Regions from separate parts of the Mus musculus genome. Here region 2 is linked to region 1. Evidence: chromatin loops called from intact Hi-C (ENCODE). Cell type or tissue: left cerebral cortex. All regions are shown on one strand.

Region 1 (4,000 bases):
ACCCACATAGTGGAAGGAGAAAAAAGATTCTTACAGATGCAGGTTGTCTGTCGTCTGACCTCCACACATGCCCTGTGACATCCCCACACACAGACACATGCACATGTGCACACGATAAATAAATAAGTAAGTAAATAAATAAATAAATAAATAAATAAATGTGACTGAACAACAACATGACTCCAGGGGTGACAGAGATGGCTCAGTGGTTAAGAGCACTGGCTGCTCGTCCAGAGGACCTGGGTTTGATTCCCAATATCCACCTGATTGCTCACTGCTGCCTGTGACTCTAGTTTCAAGGGATCTGACACCCTCTTCTGGCCTCCAGAGGTATCAGGTAAGTGGTATAGATCGTGCAGGCAAATGCCCGGACACGTAAAACAAAAATAAATTTAAAGAACCCCCTAAAACCAAACACCTGTGATCCTACTTAACGTAGAGGAGAAATCCGTGTGCAGATAGATGGTCACCCGGCGAGGGAGCGGCCGTGGTCATGAAGTTGGTGTTCTCAGGCGAGGCTCATCACGGTATCCCGATGTGCTGACCACTGCATTTCCCCCAAATCTGGGAGGCTCATAGCTTGCACTTTCCCCTGACATACAAAAGGAGAGAAAAGTTGTTCCTATCAGTGTGGGGGGTTTTGTTTTTTTTTTTTGTTTGTTTGTTTTTGTTTTTTTGTTTTTTTTTGGTTTTGAGGCAGGGTTTCTCTGTGTAGCCCTGGCTGTCCTGGAACTCACTTTGTAGACCAGGCTGGCCTCGAACTCAGAAATCCGCCTGCCTCTGCCTCCCGAGTGCTGGGATTAAAGGTGTGCGACACTATGCCCGGCCAGTGTGAGATTTTACAGGCACTCAAAACTGTTATTATAAATGACTTCATGCTAGAGTTCAAAATACATGCCTAATCTTATCATGTTTACACATAAATAGTACAGAATGGCAGAAACAGGATCCTGATTGTATATTGCATCCACACCTACCTCCCATTAAAGAGTCTTTTATCCTTTTCTCCTTCCTCCCTCCCTTCCTCCTTCCGTCTCTCCTTCCTTCCTCCCTATTTCCTACCCCTCCTTTCCTCTCTCTCTCCCACCCTCTCTTCCTCCGTCCCTCCCTCTCTCCCTCCCTCCTTCCCTCCATTCTTCCTTCCTTTCTTCGAGGCAGGGTATCACTATATATTGCTGACCTGGAATTTGAACCCACGGAAAAGTCCTGCCTCTGTCTCCCAAGTGCTGGGATCAGTGTGATGCACGGGTACACCCAGCATTAAAATTATCATGCTTATTATTATCACAGAACCCTATCTTTGTACAAAGCTAAAGACCGAAACACCCCTAACAGATGAAATCTAAGCAACTCATCCACCCATCACTGGATTCCAAAGAAGAATAAATATAATTTTTCTTACTTACTTTTTAAAGTATAGTTAACTTTGAGTCTCAGTAGGATAGCTTTCAGATTTTTATCAAAAACTAACGTCACCATCATCTGATTCCTTATCATGAGTAGTCCTAACAGAGTGTGCCTTACTGTTCCAAACACCGGGCTCAGTCCCAGCCCATATCCAGTGCTGTGAACCAATGAAGAATTAGAATCTATGAATATGAGTTTACAAGGTAGCACCTTTAGGTGTTTAGGTTCACAGTTATTTTAATGTGTGCTGATTCATAAGCTGTAAAATGCAACACAAGTCAAAATATTTATTTGAGGTGCAGATGTTACACTAGGTGGCGCTATTTGGCAGCGTGAAACCTGTGTTGATTCCCGAAAATAAGGTTTTCTTTGTTTCGGTATTCTATGAGGCAGGGTCTCTCTACTTAGCCCTACTGATTTGAAACTCGCTGTGTCGAACAGCCAGCTCTCAAAGTTGAGTCATTTCCCCTTCCTTTGTGTCTTGAGCGTTGGAATTACCGGCGTGAGCCGCCACATTCTGCTAGATAATGGTTCCGTTATACTTTGCCATACTTTACAGTTATTCCGAAGGTACACAAAGCAATTCAGTTATTTGTGATTTTAAAGTAATAGGCTTTTAACTTAAAAATAGGGGTCGACAGAAGACTGCAAGTGGAAAACCCACCTGTGATTCTACGTTGCGATATCTTTTGAGCTTTATATCTCTATGGTGCAGGAACCTCACAGAGAGGCAAGTCCCATGCCAGACCTTGACCTTCCACTCCCATGATGCTCATCGAAATGGGACTCATAATCTCACTGAGCTGTAGGTATTTGTGGTTTTCTCAGTTTTGACTCTTCTTCCTCCTCCAGGTTCTATTCTTTTCATATTATTGTTTTACGTAGCGTGTGCGCACGCACGCACGCACATAATTGTAATTTGTTTGTGTTTACCTACCCTTCTCTTCTGTCCCTTCCTGCCTTCCCTCACTGGCCAGCTCTCCCCCAGAACAGTTACCCTTCCTCTTCTATGTCATAGCTATAGATACTGATGTAGACTCAACAATAAGAAAACATTGCAACATTTTGTCTTTCCCCATAATCCTCTCTTCCCACCTTTTCCTCCATTCACTTTGGCCTCTCTTCTATAGTCAGCACCTCCAAGCACACACACGATTCTTCTTATGTGGAAAGTTGAGACGTCTGCTTTTCCAAGTCTGGCTTATTTCTCTTAACATGATGGTCTTCAGTTCCATCCATTTTTCTGGAAAAAAAAATCACACACTTCATCTGTCATCACAGCTGAATAAACACTCTACTGTGTATAAATGCCACTTATTTATTTATTTATTTATTTATTTATTTATTTTTGCCCACCATCTGTTGATAGGCATCTAGGCTGGTTCCTTCCTTAGCTGTTGTGAATAATTCAGCAATCAACACCCACACACAAGTATCTCCCTGCTCTGCCAACTAGGCTACTTTTAGTTTGCTGAGAAACCCCCACACCTTTGAGAAACCATGCTGTACCAGTCAGTCTATATTCCCTTCAGCATAAATAAAGGCCACTCCCACTCCCTCCCCACATCCTTGCCACAGTTTGTTGGCATTTGCTTTTCTGCTGACTGAGGTGAGATGAAATCTCAATACAGTTTTAAGTTGCATTTTCTTGACAGTTAAAAATGAACATTTCTCCTCCACTTCTCTTTCTCCTCCTTTCCAAGACAGGGTTTCTCTGTGTTGTCCTGAAACTCATTCTGTAAACCAGGCTGGCCTTGAACCCAGAGATCTGCCCTATTCTGCCTCCTGAGTGCTGAGGTTAAAGGTGTGCACTGCCACGCCTGGCTGAACATCTTCAAGTATTTATTGGACAATTTGGCTGTTCCATAATTCAGAACTGACCCTTGCTGCTGTCTCCAGCAATGTGCAGGATGCCAGATTCAATCTCCCTGTCTGCATCTCCTGCTCCTCTCTGCAACTGCATTGTCCTGAACCCTGTACCGATGAGGACTGACAGCTAATTGTGCACACCTCTTTCCAAGTCCAGGTTCAATAGGCTCAGTAGCCTGGAATCAGGTGAGGGGAGGGTGTTTATGCCACGGAAATCAGCTGATGCTTCAAACAGGAGTCTCTCTTCCTAAGAGCCACTTGTTAACTGTTTGCCTGCACTTGGAGAGATGGTGGCTGCCATCTTGTCTTCACAGCTTCTCTCCCATCCCAGTTTCTCTTGTCTCAGACTTTGTTTTTTATTAGCATTCTCCTGGACTCAGTTCTGGGTCTCTCTCCTCCCTTTCAAACATTAGCTAGCTTCAAGAACAGTCTTACTAATTCCCACGTATTTAAATGAAAACATTATCAGGAGTACCACATTCAGATAGGTGTTTCTTTCTCCATACCCTCTCTTGTGACCCCTCCCCCATTACCCTCTCTTGTGACCCCTCCCCCATTACCCTCTCTTGTGACCCCTTCCCCATTGCCCTCTCTTGTGACCCCTCCCCCATTACCCTCTCTTGTGACCCCTCCCCCATTACCCTCTCTTGTGACCCCTCCCTCTATTCAGACTCCTTCATCACTCAGCTGCAGACCTTTAATATCAAACCATGAATATGAATTT
Region 2 (4,000 bases), 190 kb after region 1:
TGGTTACAATGATGAGAGCAGGTGACTTGACACTAGGGCTTAGGAGGCACCATAACTAATGGGAGCTGGCTATCCCATACACAGCGGGCAGTCACTTAGCACCCCCAGTGGCTGTTCTCTGGCTAAGTGTTAAAGATCGTAATCCAAAAGCACCTGACCCTAACATAATATCCTGTCTGTCTGTCTGTCTCCGTCTCCCCCCTCCCCCGACACACACTCACACACACACACACACACTCACACACACACACACACACACACACAGAGAGAGAGAGAGAGAGAGAGAGAAGGCTGGCAAGTCTGAGCTCTGTTGAACAGTTCACTCTATTAAAAACTTAAAACCTCATGTTAGCCAAGCCTTGGAACTTAAATTTTGTATTCCCCCCCGCCCCTGAAACCCCTTACCTTGAGTTCCTGCCAAGGATGATGTACTTCTATAAACAGTCTATTAATAGTATACTTGGTAGGGTCTCCTAAATCTTAATTTTCCAATAATAGCAACTTCTATCTGGCCATAAATTTACTTGATAATTTTGTTTATGAAAAATACTATTTGGTGTATGAAAAATACTCTAGGTGTCTATAAAGTAGCAGGTCTGGAACCGTGGGGATGCCGGAACCATGGGGATGCTGGGACCGTGGGGATGCTGGGACGGTGGGGATGCTGGGACGGTGGGGATGCCGGAACCATGGGGATGCCGGAACCATGGGGATGGGTAGTAACTTGGTTGCCCGTGCTTCTCCCATTATGGCTTCATGCACTCATCCTCCTTTTCCAGAGAAACATCTCAGCAGACCCACACATCCTTCCCGAGAGCCATATGTCTCCTTCATCAACTTAAATCCTTCTGAAGTGCAGGTGTTTGGGGTCCTTTGCCAAAAAGATTGAAGGCAAGCAGGCAGGGTTCCCACTGTTAAAGGCTGTTACTGCCTTTGAAGAAAATGGTATAAAAACGGAGCCAGGTGTGGGCTTGGGCCTCAATTTAACTTGTCTGTGAACAGCCAGATCCCCACTTAGTGTCCCCACTCGTGGTGTCAGGAGAGAGGCCCTGAGGCTCACCTGTCCAGGGCTGGGCCTCGGGGTTGTGTTCTGCCTGGTCATTGTTTTTCCTTTGGCGAGTTACCAGCAGACCTTACATCCCCGGTGCCACTCCATAGTCCCCTATTTCTGACTTGGAGAATCATCCCAGCTACCACGCACCAACTTTCTATATTTACCAGCAGCTGCTTCAGAGATGTGGAAACAATTTTCTCAACCACTGAGAAGACACGAAGCTGGCAAGTAGGAGATGCTGTCCTTCATGGAAGAGCCTCGTTGGCCTGAGCAGAGGGAAGGGAGCGACCAGTAGGAACCTCTCTCTCACTGCCCCTTGTCCAGCTCCACTGCCTGATGTCAGGCTATGGCTTTGTCCAGAGAACAGGGGTTTTTGCTGTAGAGTGTACCAGAATACTCAAGCCAGCTGGTGTGGGGTGATAGTATCTTACCTAAGAGACTGAAGGCCTCTTGAGCTTCCCACTCATTCTTGCTCACTGGCTGGGCTCAGGCACCTGGGTCACCTGCTATGTTTTAGGGGAGGCACACTGGGCAGGGCATGCTGGGTCCCAGTGTTTTAGACATCACCTGTGAGAGAGTCCCCAGACTCAAAGAACTGAAGGCTACATGGCCGGCTACATGTCTGCACAGCCCCCGGCAGGGGATCAAAATGTTCCCTCCCCATCCCCCACCCCCAGGCTGTGTAGTAACTTCTTTCCCGGCTCTGTGACGCGTGGGCATCAGGGGCCAGGAGAGAGCAAGCTCGAGCTGAGATGAAGAAGCCCAGGGTTTAGTCTTAGCTCTGCTCCCTAACCAAGGAAGGAGAGAGGCCATTGGGTAGCTCACCTCTACCAGGTCTTGTGTTGTGCACAACCTTGGGATGCATCATAGCAGGTGGCATTATTGTCAGTAGCTCACACATGATGGGCTTCCTGCAGTGAACCACAGGCAACTCTGACAGCCTCCCTAAGTCCAGCCATCTCCATCTTTGAAATTTATTTTGCAACAACAACCAAAAAGAAAAACAAAACAAAACAAAACAAAACAAACAAAACAAAAATCCTTATTTGTCTTTCTTCAAACCATTGCTGCCACCTAGTGGTAATTATTAGAAACAATGGAAATTTTCAGTTCAACTTGAATTAAAGTTCCTTTTTTTTTTTTTTTTTTTTTTTTTTTTTTTTTTTTTTTTTTTTTTGAGGAAAGGACTTAAGAGGAAAAAAAAAATCAGAGTTTTCCAGGGTTTGGGGGAAGGAGGGCTGAGTAGGTAGAACTCAGTGTGTTCAACTCAGAGTGCTGAAGTTCTCCTGCTATTCAGCGTGATACTATAATCCCTGACGCCACTTTAAACCTTCCAAACACTAATCAGCTGTGGGTGTCAGCAAGGCTCCGGTGGTCGATATCAAGAGTGGCGGAGGCTGAGCATGTGGGAAGTGGGAAATCTCTGCACTCTCGATTTTCCTGTGAACTTAGAACTTAGAGTATATTCCTTTTTAAGATGGACCGCTATAGAGTGCGGTAGGTGTGGATGTACATATATGTGTGCACGTGTGTGAGTTTGTATATGTGTGTGTGTGTGTACACAGAGGTCAATGTTGGGTGTCTTCCTCTATAGCTCTCAAATACAGTTTTGAGACCAGATCTCTAGCAGAGCCAGGAGCTTACCAATTGGATGGACTGGCTGGCCAGCAAGTCCCTGGGATCTGTCTGTCTGTCTGTCTCTTTCCCTGTCCCCCTAGCCAGGGTTATAGATGGACACTTCCCACACTGGCCTTTTGTAAGGGTTGTTCTGACCCAATGCTAGCATGGCAGGCATGCTGATCAAGACATCTCCACAGCCCCGACTGCTTTTTAAAACTGCCCATTAGCCTTACCCTCCCTCCGTACTGTGGCCTTTCCATTTGAAGACTGTGATTTAAAGGGCGTGCTGTGGCTTTCCATAGAACATTGCCACACGTAAGATTTAAATATTTATGATGACATATCGGGCATTTGAGAAAACATCTATTATTAACTTTAGGACTGTCTTTTCTCACAGCTTAGAATGGCCCATACAAATTCTTATCCAGTGGCTAGCGAGATGGCTCAGGATTAGAACCACATAAGGATCTTGCAAAGGACTCAGGTTTGGTTCTCAGTACCTGTATGAGGAACTCCAGGTCCAGGGGATACCATGGGCCCCACATGTACCTGTACATACATGGTACACATAAACTCAGCTAGGTACTCACATGCACAGAAGTAAAACAAAAATCTCTAAATAAGGACATTCTCACCCTACTACTCAGAACTTATATTTTTAACTCTTTGGATACATATTTTTGATTTTTCACATTCTAGTGGTTTTAAAAAAAAATCAAACAACTGGATCATGTGAAGAGACAGATAAAGCCCTCCTCCACAGGGGGCCGGTTTCTTAAGGGTTTCTTCTGGGTTTCTCCAGAAACATTCTATTCTGGGAGGAGAACACCAGTGTTCTTTTTAAAGTACATTTAGTTAGAACGCACACACACACGGTGGGGGGGGGGGGTTGTTGCAAATGTATTTCTACAGTAAAATTTTGGGCATGAGTTGTTGGGTCTAAAGCCAAGTTAACAGCTGCTGACCAAGATGCCCAAGAACAAAAGAAACAGGCTATGTTAAGATGCTGAGGCAGAGAGGAGCCACAGCCATCTCTGGATGGATTTTCAGAGTGTGTTCAAGGTTGAGGTTTGTGCTGGGTCACTCCAGCGGGACAGGTTGGTGACTCAGGTCTGGTACGAGAAGAGAAGCTGGTCTAGAAGTGCCCTTTCCAAAGAGACAGTTACAAATGTGGCCAGAAGAGGGGGCTGTCCTGTCACTTTGTACGTGGGACACTGTGTCTGTCTTAGTCTAAACATGGCCGCTGAGTGGCCTTGCCTGGATGCTGCTCTTTTCTGTTAGCCTTGTTTGTTAGGGCGCAGTGGCCACTGCCGGCTGGTGGCGTTT

What was found. Peaks named below come from ENCODE experiments on the same cell type or tissue, not always from the same donor. Only the 100,000 strongest peaks of a DNase experiment are listed, where the experiment ranks them.
Region 2: it touches region 1 in a loop (4-fold over the local background); 11 of 42 quality-filtered maps call a loop at or near these places.

Annotation. Positions count from the first base shown.
Region 1 is chr19:57,326,805-57,330,804 of GRCm38, reverse strand. The region is part of intron 1 of B230217O12Rik (RIKEN cDNA B230217O12 gene); the gene reads left to right. It overlaps Gm50270 (a long non-coding RNA gene), which reads right to left. Exons shown (of 3, transcript XR_003952853.1): 2 at 2,503-2,650; 3 at 1-592. Among named protein-coding and RNA genes, the nearest start is that of Gm50270, 5.2 kb to the right of the region's middle. In left cerebral cortex, CTCF peaks have their summits at 344 (motif pointing left) and 1,720 (motif pointing right); DNase peaks (open chromatin) are centred at 1,751 and 2,895.
Region 2 is chr19:57,136,293-57,140,292 of GRCm38, reverse strand. All of the region lies in intron 4 of Ablim1 (actin-binding LIM protein 1), which reads left to right. Among named protein-coding and RNA genes, the nearest start is that of Ablim1, 78 kb to the left of the region's middle. In left cerebral cortex, CTCF peaks have their summits at 2,124 (motif pointing left) and 3,847 (motif pointing right); DNase peaks (open chromatin) are centred at 891, 1,186 and 3,847; H3K27ac peaks cover 1,230 bases.